Linked DNA regions of Homo sapiens: region 1 is linked to region 2. Evidence: chromatin contacts called from ENCODE Hi-C or POLR2A ChIA-PET data. All regions are on one chromosome and are shown on one strand. Each heading gives the region's core, a stretch centred on a gene start or an enhancer-like site at or near the end of the contact. The rest is flanking DNA. Distances are from core to core; before and after follow the strand shown. Region 1 has its middle 31 kb from the start of NFIA. Region 2 has its middle 120 kb from the start of TM2D1.

Region 1 (7,382 bases), core at 1,852-4,351, 560 kb before region 2:
AAAAAAAATTTTTTTTTTTTTTTGAGACAGAATCTGGCTCTGTCGCCGAGGCTGGAGTGCAGTGCTGTAATGTCAGCTCACTGCAACCTCCACCTCCTGGGTTCAAGCAATTCTCCTGCCTCAGCCTCCCAAGTAGCTGAGATTACAGTGCCCACCACCACACCCAGCTAATTGCTAATTTTCGTATTTTAGTAGAGACAGGGTTTCACCCTGTTTTGGCCAGACAGGTCTCGAACTCCTGACCTCAGGTGATCCACCTGCCTTGGCCTCCCAAAGTGCTGGGATTACAGGCGTGAGCCACTGTGACCTGCCAAAAAATATTTTTAAAAGCAGAAAAAATACAGCAACTATGGCTTGCATCCCCATGTCTTTGTTTCCTCATCTTTAAAATTGGGATAATGGGCCAGACGCAATGGCTCATGCTCATAATCCCAGCACTTTGGGAGGCCAAAGCAGGAGGATCCCTTGAGCCCAGGAGTTTGAGGCTGCAGTGAGCTATGATTGTGCCACTGCACCCCAGCCTGGGTGACAGAGAGAGACCCTGTCTTTAAATAAATAAATAAATAAATAGGGATAATGTATACCATATGAGATTGTGAAAATGATAATTAAATCATTTAATAGAGGCAAATGATAATAAAAATAGTAAATAGTAATAGTAAGTCATCCACAAATATAAGATGTTGTTTGGTTTTTTTGGTTCGTTTTGTTGTTGTTTCTGAGACAGTTCTAGCTTGTCACCCAGACCGGAGTGCAGTGGTGCCATTTCAGCTCAATGCAACCTCAGCCTCCCAGGCTCAAGCCATCCTTCCATCTTGGCTGTCGAAGTAGTTAGGATTACAGGCATGGGCCACCACGCCCAGCTTTTTTTTTTTTTTTTTTTTTTTTTTTTTTGTAGAAATGGGTTTCTCTGTGTTGCTCAGGCTGGTCTCCAGCCTCTGGGCTCAAGTGACCCGCGCACCTCCCAAACACTGGGATTACAGGCTTGAGCCACCACATAGCCATTGTCTTTTTTTTTTTTTTTTTTTTCTCTGAGACAGAGTCTCACTCTGTTGCCCAGGCTGGAGCGCAGTGGTGTGATCTCGGCTCACTGCAGCCTCCACCTCCCAGGTTCAAGTGATTCTCCTGCTTGACTACTGAGAAGCTGGGATTACAGATGTACCACCACGCCCAAGTAATTTTTATATTTTTATTAGAGATGGGGTTTCGCCATGTTGGCCAGGCTGGTCTCGAACTCCTGACCTCGGGTGATCCGCCCACCTCGGCCTCCCAAAGAGCTGGGATTACAGATGTGAGCCACAGCACCCGGCCTACAGCCGTTGTCTATGAGGAGATAAGCTAGTTATCAAAACTCCCCATAACCCATCCTGTTTCCTACTCAAACACTGAAACCTCTTAGCTCTCTCCCACTTCCTCTAAGGCCCTAATCTTCAAGGAACAGAAAGAAGCTAAACAGTCTTACAAGTTAGATTTCTTAGAATAAAAGATGGGTTTTCACATTAGAAATAGGTGAAAGTTGGCTGGGTGCGGTGGCTCAGGCCTGTAATCCCAGTAATCCAAGCACTTTGGGAGGTCGAGGCGGGCAGATCACCTGAGATCAGGAGATTGAGACCAGCCTGGCCAACATGGTGAAACGCTGTCTCTACTAAAAAATACAAAAAATTAGTCGGGCATGGTGGCGCGTGTCTGTAGTTCCAGCTACTCAGGAGGCTGAGGCAGGAGAATTGTTTGAGCCAGGGAGGCAGAGGTTGCAGTGAGCCGTGACCGCGCTATTGCACTCCAGCCTGGGAAACAGAGAGAGATTCCGACTCAAAATAAATAAATAAATAATTAAAAACTATTTTTAAAAAAGAAATAGGTGAAAATTCCTTAGAAGGCACCTACAGCTTCTTACCTACATCATCTCATTAAATTCTCACAATGACTCTATCAGACAGGTACCACTATTCCCTCTTTTGAGGGATGAGGAAACAGAGACTCAGGGAGATAAAGTAACTTGCCCAAGGTTACACAGCTATTCTCAAGGAAACGTAGTGCATCCCATGAAAATAGCCTGGAGTCGAGATACTGGAGTCAAAGTGCAGCCAAAATTGTCAGGGTGCAACCTGCCTGTCCAATCAGAGCTGCTACTTCTTTGATACTGGAATCCCCCAATTCCTGAAATTAACACCCAGTTCTCCACTCCCCAAAAGCACACGCTGAGTGCCCTCAGGGCTCTTGCTGTTGCCAACGGACCTATAACTCGGTACAGGCTCAGGCAGCTGAGAGGAGGCTGTGGACACAACAGGCCTTGCTAGGCTTGCTGGGACGGGGCCACATTACTTTGCAGGCGCGTCTTTCTCCTGCCTGCTATCTAGAGCTCGCCTGTAGGTGGCGCCCTGCTTCGCTCAGGGGAATTTGGAGGGCGAGGACACGGGTCACCAGCTGCCTCCCCTGAAGGCCAATTTAAGTTGTCCCCTGGCTTGAACTGAGCGCAGGAACCTCGGTGATGGGGACATGCCCCCCTCCCCGCGCGCTCTTCCTCTCCCAGCCCCCCTGCCCTCCCCTCTCCAGGGGCTGGCGGGCCCGCGCTTCCTCCGAGGTCGGGCTACGCGGCGCGATCTCCAAGCGCTGGGGCCGAGCTTGGCGCTCCGGGGCGGCGCTTCGGTCCCCGACCCTCGGGCCGGCCCGCTGGCCCCCACTCCGCTTCCTCCCGGCACCCGCTTCGCCGGCAGCTGTAGCGGAGGTGGAGGGATGGGGGACTGTGACCCCCGTGAGTGCCGGCGGGGCGGGGCAGCTTTAAAAACTTCTGAAAGGCCTGGTTCAAAGCCTCAAAGGATAGAACTTGGGCCGGAAGGCGGTTTCCACGGAGGGGCCTAAAAGGGGGCTGGGGGTGCACCTGCAGGGCCAGGAGCTGCGGCTTGGGAAGGGGGGCCCGGTCACCGCGAGCGCCGCAGTCCCCGCCCCGCACTCGCCGCCCCTTGGAGCCGCCGCGGCCCCGCCCGGGCCCTGCGCTTTCATCCTCCCCACGGGACAGCGGCCGCGCGGGGCGGGGGCGGCTCTGGCCGGCGCGCTCCCGGCGGGGTCTTCCTTCCCTCCGGCCCCTCCCTGGGAACCCGAGATTTCGCCGCAGAGCTGAACTCCCAGATTTTAACCCCAACCCCCCCGGGCGGGAGGCCGCGGAGAACCGGGAGTCGCGACCGAGGAAGCGTCCCCAGTCACCTCCTAGCCCCCCACACAGAGCCCCGGGGAGGGTGAGGAGGAGGAAGAGCGGGAGGAAGACCCGCGCCGGTGGGTGGGGGCAGGGAGGGGGCGTCCGGGGTCGCAGGGCGGCGCTCCGGAGAGTGGCCCCGGCGGCGTCCGGAGTCGCTGCGGCCGCCGTGCCACCTCGGGCAGGTGGGGGGGGGAATGCGCGGCCGCCGCCAACCAGGGTCGCTCCGCCGTAGACGCCGAGCAGACGCGGTCCGGCGCTCGGCCGGAGAGCCGGCTAAGGGGCTTTTCATTAGCACCGCATTAGGAGGACACTCATCCTCCAGAGTCCTTCCCGTGGAAGCTCTTGAGTGAATTAGGTAAATGATTTGCTCCATTTGTAGTTTCTGAAGATATTTTCTCAGATCTTCAATCGAGCGCTTTAGCCGGGGAGCATATCTGTGGGGGCCTCCTTCCCACTACCTAGGGTCTCACTCGGTGACAATTGCTGAGTCAGTGAGGACGTGTGGGGAAAGGTAAAAGTGGAATTGAGCAAAGCTGAGTAATTTAGCTAAGGAAGAGAAATCGCTACTGAAAATAGAATAGTTTAAAAATAAACTACATAAAGTTTATTCTTTTGCTTGGAGTCCTGCTCCTTGATCCGAGAAGGTAAAATCCATCAGAGTTGGGAGTTCCCTCCCCCCCATTAGCATTTATTACACTTTTTCAAAGTTACTGAAAGACTTCTTTTAGTGAATTTTAAGAAGCAATCGTGGTTGACATTACAGGCATCAAAGGTTTGGGGAACAGATGGGTAAACTTCCGAAGAGCTTAGTTGCAACACTAGCTCTCAAATTTAGTGTCAACTTTTATTTTAAAAAATAAAATAGGGTGGTGTTTTTATTAAACTTTTATATTTCAAGAGGTAGAGAACACCGAAGAGGAAAGAGACTGAAGGGAAAGTAGGGTGTTGGAAACAAAAAGAGAAAGGCGAGATTGACTGTAACATTCTGGTCTTCAACGAGTCCCAAGTTGGAATCCTAAAGCACTGCATATTTCTGGTAGCGTTAACTCTAACTGGAATATTGGCGGGCCTGGTCTCTAAGTGCGTCCTAAGAAAAAACAGATTTAAGCAAAATGGTTTTTTCCCTTTTGTGAAGGGAAAAAATTTAAGCACTTGCTTCATGCGGTAGCCCCAGCGGAAAAGCGAGCCCTCCCGCTCCCGGTGGCCTGAACTGAATTTGCTGCTTTAAAATCGGCAGGTGTGCCCAGCGTTCCCAGCGCTGCAGCCGGGACCTGATGAGTAAGAGTAAGAGGGCTCAACCGCAGGACATCACATGCCGGGTACCTAACGTCGGCATTTAAGCAGACAGGGACTAATATGCTGGAACTATCCTCCCGACACTGGCAAAGCCCAGAGACCGCATTTCCTACCACTTTGCCCACTTTGTACTGGGCACCCTCGGTAAACAGGATGAAAGCAACATTTTTATCCCTTAAGACGAAAATGTAACCTTTAGAATACTCCCTATTCCGGGGTTGACAGCAGGTCAAGGGCTCAGAGGCAAGCTTGCATTACACATAGGACAAGTACAACTTATCAGGGTGCAAAAAAGGGCAAGAAACTTTGTAAAAGTTGGAATCAGTATTCAAAGAGATAGTTTCAGGTGGTGCTACATAATGGCATGGTAACCACAAGAAGACCAGAAATGCTTGGAGTGCATTTCTGTTCTCGAAGAGGGGTTGAGGGTAGAGGCTTGGTGCACTGTGGTTTGAAGGTTTACAGAAAGCAGCCTTATCCTCATGAAGCTGGGAAGCTATGCTTTCTCCACAAAATACTTTTAATGATTTTCGCCCCAGAGATACCGGGATCCGAGACCTTCACAGGCTCTCCTGGCCTGAGGAATCACAAAACTTGCAAACTCTGCAGTTTTTCCCTTGAGTTCACTTTAAAAACACAGGCACCTTGAGCACAAAACAATTAAGGTGGTGGTTTCCCCGAGACAACAAACCAGGCACAAACACACACCTTAGTCTGCACTGGCACTAACATTCCCACTCTAGGGCCACTCACTGCCAGTTAAAGAACAAGAGCTATCCACTTCAAGTGTGGGGACAAGCTTCATTCAGGGTGCAAACACATGCCCACAAAACACAAAAGGGGAACGGTTACTCCAAAAGAAGTCTGAAGACTTCCAGTAAGCAGTAAAGAACAGCCCGGAAGGTCTGCAACCTGTCAGCTCCAGGGGCCGTCACCACTCCATCCTGTAGCCCCACAGCATTGAGTGCTGTGTTTCGAAAATTGGAAAGTGCTGGGTTTTAATTGGGGCTGGGTCCTGCCTTCTCCCCTCTTCCTCCAGATCGGGCCCTCTCTGTAAGCGGATTTGCTTTCCCGTGTATCGCCAGCAGGTCGTTTTTAGGCAATCTTGCTTCTGCAAAACGTTTTAAACATGGTAATATATTGCAGTCTTATTAAGTCCCCCTCCAGAAGTGGGTGAAAGGGGCTCTGTTTTCCTGAAAGATTCAGGAACTCCACTGTCTGAGCAAGACTAGCCCAAGGAAGGCTTGGATTGACTCCGCTATCCACTTAAGTGAAGACAGTATTTTTGTTGCTGTTGTTGTTTTTGGTTTATGTTTGTTTTTTGTTTTTGTTTGGTTGGTTTTGGTTTTGGTTTTGAATGCCTAGGAGATTTTAAATTCACATAATCCTCCCTCCAGGAGGAAAAAAAAAAAAAACAAGAAAACATTGAACTTGCTACCTTCATTATAAGCCACCCTAGAAGAAGCTGAGAGGACAGGCTGCTGAACTGGTGGACCACGAATTAATGTGGAGAACGAGGCCGTCCGGGCTAGGTTCCCGGGGCTCAAAGACGCAAAGGGAAGGCGACAAAGGTTTCTCACAGGTCGCCGTTAGGGAGAGGGGGCAGCGCAGGAAACCCGTTTATTTAAAGTTCAGTTGTGTTGGGCATCTGATCCAGGACAACTCGCCCAGGAGCCCGGCGGGTTTCAGCTGCCACCACGAAAGTAAGGATCGGTTCTGCCGCGTCGCCCCCTCCTTCCCCTTGGGATGTGCCAGGCGGGCGACAGATAAGGGGGCGCGGCGCGGGGTCAGCCACCGAGCCAGAGGGCGGCGCCCGGTTGCAGCGCTCCACAGCCGCCTCCTGCAGCCTCGCGGTCGTGACCTTGCCGAGCAGCTCCTGCGCCTCAGGCTCGGTCCCTGCACCCGCCCTCACTCCAGTCCCTCTCAGGGCCTGCAGTGGAAGATCCCCGTGGTCCGGGTGGGTGGCGATGGAGAGCAGAATTGAATTTATTTGCTCTCAAATTCCCCTAAAAGCTCTGAAACTGGGAAAGTCCGCGGGCTGCCAGGGACAGTAATCACTGTGTCCCCACCCGGACGCAGGAGGTCTCGGGAGGAGCTCCGAGGCCAAGCGCCCGCGACTTCTGGGTGCCAGGTTGCTGCAGACGAGAAATGAAGCCCGCCAGATTTGGGCTCCCGAAATTTTTTGAAGTATGAGTACCTTAGATTTCCCTTCTGATACAGCGCCTCTTTCGAAGGGGTGTGTGCGAGTGTGATAGTGAAGATGGGGTGGGGAGTTCTTGCCTGCTAAAAAGTCTCACCCTGGCCCCACAAGCGAGCAAGGGGGAGACAGGCAGGTGGAGGAGAAGGTAGCACACCCTCTTCTATTTTTATTCATTATTTTGAAAATTGTGTAAGATTGATCAAGTGGAGTCCTACGCTCACGCCCAGCGCTTGGAATGAATGAATGTTTCTCTCGGCGCTCTCAGCAAGATGCTTTCTACTAATGGAGAACTTTACCCCGGGTCTTGCAACCCACTAAACTTGGCGTCCCATGCCACACTGGGCGTCCCAGGCCTGCCTGCCCTCGACGGGGCGGTCTCTCTGCCGGCCCCTGGTAAAACAGTTACTGCACCTGGGGCTTCGCAGAGTGCAAGGAGGAAAGAAGTGGGGCATTACTTTCCAACAAGCAATGACCTCAGCCTGCCAGCGCCTACCTTGTTCTGGAAACACCTAATCTCTGCTTCCTCTATAAAGTTTAACTGCAGCTTGCCTCCAATCCCAAATTGCAAACACTAGCAGAATTGCTCCCTTAAGCATTTCCTTCCTTTGACCCTTCCTAAAGCCTTGTTCAAGTCAGCACTCTGGGGGTCCTTAAGAGAAAGAGAAATTCAGGATGGCCTTCTTTCAGTTTAAA
Region 2 (7,490 bases), core at 4,892-7,391:
CCAATTAAGATATTTAGTATTAAAAAAAAACAGGAAATAATACATGTGGTGAGGATGTCCAGATTGGAATCCTTGTGCACTGTTGGTGGAAATGTAAAATGGATCAGCCACTAAGGAAAAGAGTGTAGCAGTTCCTCAAAAAATTAAAATAGAATTACCATATGATACAGCAATTCCACTTCAGGGTATGTAACTAAAAGAATTGAAATCAGGGTCCAGAAGAGATATTTTCCCATCGATGTTCTCATCATTCACAATAGCTAAAACATGGAAACAACCCATGTCCATCAGTGAATGAATGGATACGCAAAATATAGTATATACATACAATGGAATGTTATTCAGCCTTGAAAAGGAAGCAAATTCTGACATATGCTACAACATGGATGAAACTTGAATACGTTATACTAAGTGAAATAAACCAGTCACATAAAAACAAATACTATACGTTGGTGCAAAAGTAATTGTGGTTTTTGCTATTTTTAAAAAAACAAGTAATCACAAAAACCACAATTACTTTTGCACTAACCTAATACATATTGCCTTTATATGAGGTACATAGAGCAGTCAAAATCATGGAGACATAAAGTAGAATGGTGATTGCCAGGAGCTGAGAGGGAGGGGGAAATTGGGGAGCTATTGTTTAATGGGTGTAGAGTTTCTGTTTTACAAAAGTAAAAGTGTTATGGAGATGAATGGCGGTGACTGTTGCACAATGTTATGGGTCTGTTTAATACCACTAAACTGTATAATTTAAAATGGTTAAGATGGTAAATTTATGATCTGTGTATCTTGCCACAATTAAAAAAAAATGGAAAAATTCCTAAATATAAAAACTTATTTAAAAATATTTGGCAAAGAAGATAAATATCCTACCACAGGTCTAATAAATTCCATATAATATGAAAAGTTACTTGTACATGGGAAGTTTATTTTCTACCAACGAAGTCTGTGTGTGTGTGTGCGCTCACATGTGCATGTGTGTGTGTGTAAAACGCTTACGTACTGCTATGATGTGAATGTCACATTTCTCCCAAATTCATATGAAATCCTGGTTGAAATCCTAACCACGCACGCTGCCCCGTGTGGTATTGCAAGACTAAGTACTTTGCCACAGTTTCCCAAATCTGAGCTACTTTTACCACCAGAGTTTACATTCCCATATCCCAGAGTCTGGAGTATGAAGTATGGTGTCAAGTATTAACAGCCTGGGTCTGATTCCATACTCTCAGCACCAAAAATTGTTCCTCAGAGTTCACATGTGATAGTTCAGTGCTGTCATGCTTTGCCATTCATGTATTTAACAAATATTTGTTAAGCACTAGGCATTGCGTTAGGTACTGGAAGTAGAGAGATAAATAAGACACGGTCTGCGCACTCATGGCATACACAGTGTACCTACAGAACAGCAAATATGTTTCACTCTGGTGTCAACTCTGATGGATTTAGAGGGTTGCCCAGAGCACTGGTTAAAAATAATTCCAGGCAGTATTTGAATCCAGTGGGGAAAAGAGCCATAGACGTGGAAAGAAGGAATAGCTTTGAATGTTCGTTCAACTAGGTTTAGCTGGGGACAGACACATATAAAACAAAATATAATTTAATGTGGTAAATGCTATTCATGAGATAAGAACAAAGTCACATCAAAGCGCAGAGAAAGGAGTTAATTAATTTTGCCACGAGGGAAATAGAGTAAGGAAAGACCTCACTGAAGAGGCTAAATTGTAGCTGGGCCTTGATGGATGACTAAGAATCCAGTAGGTGGTGAAGTGGGGAAAGAAGATTCTAGTCCAAGAATACATCATGAGCAAAGGCACGGAGGTGTGTAAGCATGTGGGGTATGGAGACAACAGTGAGTAGTCCTGTTTGGTGAGAACACAGGGTGTGGAGATGATGCTGGTAGAAATGAGGCTGTATCATAGTAGATTGAGACCAGATTCTACTGCCTTATCCTATAAGCCACAGGACTCATTGAAGGCTTTTAATCAAGAGACTGTATAGCCAAATATGTGCTTTAAAAAAGTTACTCAAGAAGAACTAGACTGGCAGTAGAGAAAAGAGAAACAGGCGGTGGGGGGCGGTGGGGCAGAAAGGAGGCTTCTGCAGACAAGGGACAGTAAGTGCCCAAATGGGGGTGGCGTGGGATGCGGGCATAGAGAGAAGGAAATAGCACCACCTCATAGCGCAAGGATGCTCTTGAAAATGACCTATCATAAGAGCTTTGATCAATATAAAGAAAATTCATTAGTCTAATTTTTTCATTGCTCATGTTCTAATATTAATGTTTGCATATGTGTATACATAATTAAATTACACATATAAATGGGAGTTCCAAGAGTAATCTCAGATTTTAAAATTTAGCCTCATGACAATCCTATAAAGTAGGTACTGTTACTCCCATTTTACAGAGAAGAAAACTGAGGCTCAGTGATTTAAAAAACCCAAGATAAGTGATGTGAAATCACACATCTTCTAAGTGTCAAAGATGGCATTTGGACCCAGAGCAACTCAAGATTAATTACTATTCTATACCACGTGAACGATTAATTTGCCAATGTTATTATCCACCTGTAATATATGTTGAATCGCCTACATACATACCACTTCTTTTCACTTATATATATGAAAAGGTAGATGTGTATGACCCGTGTTGAAAGCAGGAGAAAATTACCAAGAAACATGAAAATAACAGTGAGTGAGCCCAACATCTGTAGTAACCCAAATGAGTTGGACTTGCAGTTTAAGAAAAGCTAATAATTTTTTTCCTGAGTGCTGATTCATCAAGTAATTTTGATTCTCTTACTCTACTACAATCAACGTATTAATCAATCTCACTGGCAGTGTACCTAGCATTGTGCTGGGGAAATACATCGTACATCTTCCCAGGAGAAAGATCCCGGGACTCTGAGACAGGAGACATGGTTGGCAGCCCTGGCTCTGCCATTAGCCTGCCACACGGGCTGGGACTATCCACTTGACTTTTAGGAGCCTCTCTTTCACCATTGGAAATAGCATCGATGATCACAAAGGTCCTTATCATGCCTTCAATGTTCTCGTGCCTGCCTTACAGGATTCATTTCGAGAAAAAAGAGTGGTTAGTACTCAACATAAAGTATAGTAATAAAACACATTCAATTGCCACGACTGGTTTAGTAATCACTTGGCCTCCTCTGAAACAACCTCCTAAATATGCAAGGGGAGTGTTTATCATTCCTGCGCCTAAGGAGCCTGACACTTCACTGAGAGAATGAGCTTTATAATTTCTTACTTTTTCAAAAATGCCTGCATTGAAATCTTGCAGGATGTTTAAAATGGCTTTTAGAGAACCTGAGGCACTTTGAAGTGGGTGGAGTTGTTCAATGCCTTATTCCTCCTTCCATTTCATCTTACGTAGAGAATCCCCAGTGGTGATTTTTATACATGTTAAGGTACTTAATCGAGACCTTTGGAGTTTGGCCAGTGAGTAGTTTGCTCTGAGACAAAATATTCTGAAAGATGGCTGGATACACATGCTGTTTCCTAGAATTAAAGATTGCAAATAGATGTATGCATCTGGTTTCTTGCAGGGGAAGACCAACCATAAGGTGAATGGAACATAAACTTGCTTTTGCCGCTTCAACAGCACCATCCGTTCTTGCTAGCATCTTTTTTACTTCCAGAGGGTTTGAAGAAGCACGTGTTGTCTTGCAACAGTGCAGTCCCTGCTGTCTTCCAGCTCTAATTGTCAAGATGCTAGTCTCCAGAGAGCGAGGGCTCCAAGCAGTTATTAGAGATGATGGCATTCCTGGAGTGCTGGGGGGCATGCTCTGCCCTCCAAACTAAACAGTTCTCTTATGGCTTCACCCTATGCATTCCTCCTTATATTAATGCAGGAGCTGATAGATTGGTTGAGAAGCTGCAACTAATATTTTTGAGGGCATAAAAGATGATTGTGTTAGTTCTAATTCCAGAGCCCATCTTTTTAGCAGATTATGATGGATGACTCGCCGTGGTGGTCAGCGCCTCCTGTATATTTTAGGTGGAATGCTTTCTTTTGACACATACTTTACAGAGACACATGTGTATCCTATTTTAATTAATGGAAGAAATGATTCACTCACAAGTGAAAGATTTAATTAAATAAAGGGTCAGCACTGGTCAGCCATGAATCGCAAAATACCTCAGGTGTTTATTAGTCTCTCTGCCATCTCTGCATGCTATCTGGAGTGCCACATGGCAGTAAAAGCAGGCCTTGCAAAGAAATGAAATGAAGTTTCATTCATTCATTCATCCAACAAATAGTAATTGAGCCCCTACTGTGTTTGAGGCACTGTGTTAGGCTCTGGAGATACCATGGGGAAGAAAGACCTAGTTTTTACCCTTATGGTGACTACAGTACAGTGGGGGAGGAAAGAAAAAAATGAGGAAAGGACAAAAAGGACACAGTTATTACAGATTGCAACATGCTTCATGAAGTAAAAATAACAGTTTGTGGGCGGTTTTCCTTGCAATGTTTTGTAATCATTTTTTAAAGAAATTAATACTCATCTTTACAATGCCATACTTGTTTAATTTTGGAATATATACCTGAAATCAATCTGGCCCCCATGCAGTAGATAAAATATTTTATTCCTATGAGCAGCAGCTATACATATTGAGTTTCCCAAACTTAGGATCATTGTTATTTTCAGGAAATATTGGAGAACACAATTGCTTATCTCGTTAGCTCCTTCCTCTAAGTTGGTCAACCTTGTGCTTTGGAATCAGACAACCCTGGATTCAAATCCTGACTTCTTGACTTGTTCACTTTCTAACCTATAGTATTACTTTGCTTTTCTGACTTCAGAGAATAATAATAATAGTACATAAGACACTGAGTCATTATGAGATAATACATAGAGTACCGAATACACAAAAAGGACTCCATTGATATTTGTAGTTCATGTTCTTGTTATATTATTATTATTATTATTATTATTAGTAGTAGTAGTAGTAGTAGTAGTAGTATTTTTCCCTCTCTTCTGGAACTTTCCACATTCTACTTTTTTCTAGTTGTTCATGTTATTTTCTTATTCTGTCATTTGGTTACAGAGGTCACAACTCTTTTAGCACTGAACCCAGGTGATATATGGTTAATACTCAATAAATAATTGCTGAATAAATAAATAAAAGTATTTCTACCTCTTTTTGGAACTGAGTAGAGAACAAGTTAACAATAAACAAAGTCTCCCGAAAGCTTCCCATGACACTTGGAATAAAATATAAATGCCTTGTCATGCTAAACGGGAGCCTACAGGCTTTGGTCTCTGCTTACCTTTCTAATCTCAAACACCACCACTTCCCCTTCCACACTGGCATCAGCCACTGGCTTTGCCTGTCTAGGGAATGCCTTTCCTCTAGAACTATGTATGGCTCACTCCTTCCAGTCTTTCTGCTCAGGTATCTTCTCCTCCAAGAAGTCTTCTCTAATCACCTTACCTATTCATTTTCTATATCCTTATCTTAATATAGTGCCTTATTTTTCCTTAAAGTGTTATTGCTGTTGGAAATTAAATTATAGATTTTTGAATTTACAAGTTGATTGTATATCTCCCCCACTTATAACATACAAATTGCTGAGGGCAAGAGACTTGTCTGTCCTTGTTCAGCCCTGAGTCATCATGCCATTGAATGAATCAGACAAATGAAGAATCTATTTTTATTTTCCTGAGAAAATATAGGTGTAAGAACTATCCAAATAGTTTCCAAAGTACAGTAGCCTCTAAAATATAAGAACGTTCCCTAAAATTTCTTGCTTGCGGCAGGCACTTCTGAATTTAATTTCAGAATGACAGGAAAGGGAAAAATAAATTATTCTAGTCACATGGAAAATGAAGAAAAAACCAAAAGGAGGTCTCCCAACCCCCAAATTTTAATAGATTTCCTAAACAGTTTTGCTTTCTCACCATGAGTCTAACCTTTTTGTAACACTTCCTTTGCGATTAATAAGTAGCTGGTTACTCTTGTTCTCCAAGCCAGGAAACATGGATTTTCTTTAGTTTTCACATGATCTGGCCCAAAGCATCGAGCAGGAAACTTGGATGTTTCACTTGGCATATTTCACTGACTGAGAACCAAAGAACTGCAAACAAGAGAGATGTCTCCATTTGCCTAGGACGTCTTCGTGGTAGAGGAAAGGCGAGAATCATGTATACCAAGATACTGTCCAGGAAATAACAACTGTGATTAACTCCCACTGGAATGGAAGAAAGGAGGGGAACTGGTAGATTTTCTTCTACTTCTAAAAATGTGAGCCATCAGAGCCTGGGTGTGCCATGTACAAGTTGTTGCATGGTGTGGGGCTTTGCTGTGGTTGTTTGGAGCGTTTTGTCCCGGAAGTCTCTCCAAAGAGCCTTGCCGGCTGTTCCTGGCAACGTCGGGCCTGGCTTACTCAGATTAGTGTTTTAGGAGAGGTGCTTTGGGGTAACAGAACTGGCTTCATTTCCACCATGACCACATCGGCCCTGTTTTCTGCTGTGCAAAAACAAAATTCTAAAAAATGTTACCATACCAAATTGTAGGCTGCTTTTGTTTTATAAACAATTTTTTTAGTCTGTGGAAACTGTAATAAAGACTAATGACATATCCAGTTGTTTTCCAGAGCGCCAACTCAACTTGGGGGACTTTTTCTCTCAGCATGAGGTCCTGTCTTTCTTTCCTAGCAGATATTCCTGAAATTCATCTCCATGCGGTCAAGTACGTAGCAGTGGGGTGAAGTACTTGGCACCCCACCGTGGAACCATGAGCTTCTTTCTGCCTCTGAAAGAGGAGGTTTTGGAACCACCAATAGAGCACCAGTGGGCACCAGCTAGAGTCAAGGAAGTGTTCTTGGAGCGGATCTCAGTTCTGCCAGGCAAGGAAGAGGCTCCCTTGTAAAGGGTGTGATGCATTTGGGGCTCACATAGCCCACGGGCAGTGAGAATATTTCACGAAGGCTTTGTTATTCCCAGATGCCTAGACAATTCCCTGAAGTTCATTGCTTTCAAATGCCTCGCTGCTCTGAGTACGATTTCATATGAGGGAAGCAAGATGAAAGCTTACAACAGGATGTCACTGATTTTTCAAACACAAAGCAGGCCAAGGTGATAATACTAATGGAACAAATGTGCTCTAGGAGAAAATCTAGTAGATTCTTATCATTTACACACATGAAAAATCACAAAATCGAGGTGAGCGCCAGAAGCCTTTCCCTTGTAACCAAGAAAACTTGGGCTAGCTGCTCTAATCGCCTGAGGACAGATCCCATTTACAACTGATTCCATCTACAGCTGAGGGAATCCGTGCAGTGTTTTCACTCCCAGATTGCATGAAGCCATGGTTAAGAATCAGACTGCCATCCCATGATTGTGCCTTAAATTTCACGTCTATAAAAACAGAAAAATAATAAACTTATCTAAAAGTGTTGTTATAAAAATTAAATAAACTAATCTACAAATGTGCTTGGCATAGAGTCTAGTATATAGTGAGTGCTC

Evidence for each region. A loop is a pair of places that touch in the nucleus more often than their neighbours do. ChIA-PET counts read pairs that join two places held with the same protein, here RNA polymerase II (POLR2A). Pooled maps may share reads with other maps.
Region 1: a map of ascending aorta shows a loop between it and region 2 (2.7-fold over the local background). The contact joins two enhancer-like sites. A Hi-C loop is called at or near these places in 1 of 168 maps with a recorded cell type or tissue (ascending aorta) and 3 of 50 pooled maps. POLR2A ChIA-PET finds 5 or more read pairs at or near these places in 1 of 52 experiments (activated T-cell).

Annotation. Positions count from the first base shown.
Region 1 is chr1:61,047,695-61,055,076 of GRCh38, forward strand. No RefSeq gene overlaps it. Among named protein-coding and RNA genes, the nearest start is that of NFIA, 31 kb to the right of the region's middle. RefSeq lists an enhancer at 6,665-7,382. Within about 2 kb of position 3,102, at least 28 of the 41 ENCODE cell types and tissues checked have a DNase peak (open chromatin) inside an H3K27ac peak, as active enhancers do; they include ascending aorta, where a contact is called at or near this core.
Region 2 is chr1:61,600,455-61,607,944 of GRCh38, forward strand. No RefSeq gene overlaps it. Among named protein-coding and RNA genes, the nearest start is that of TM2D1, 120 kb to the right of the region's middle. RefSeq lists an enhancer at 5,687-6,886. Within about 2 kb of position 6,142, at least 15 of the 41 ENCODE cell types and tissues checked have a DNase peak (open chromatin) inside an H3K27ac peak, as active enhancers do; they include ascending aorta, where a contact is called at or near this core.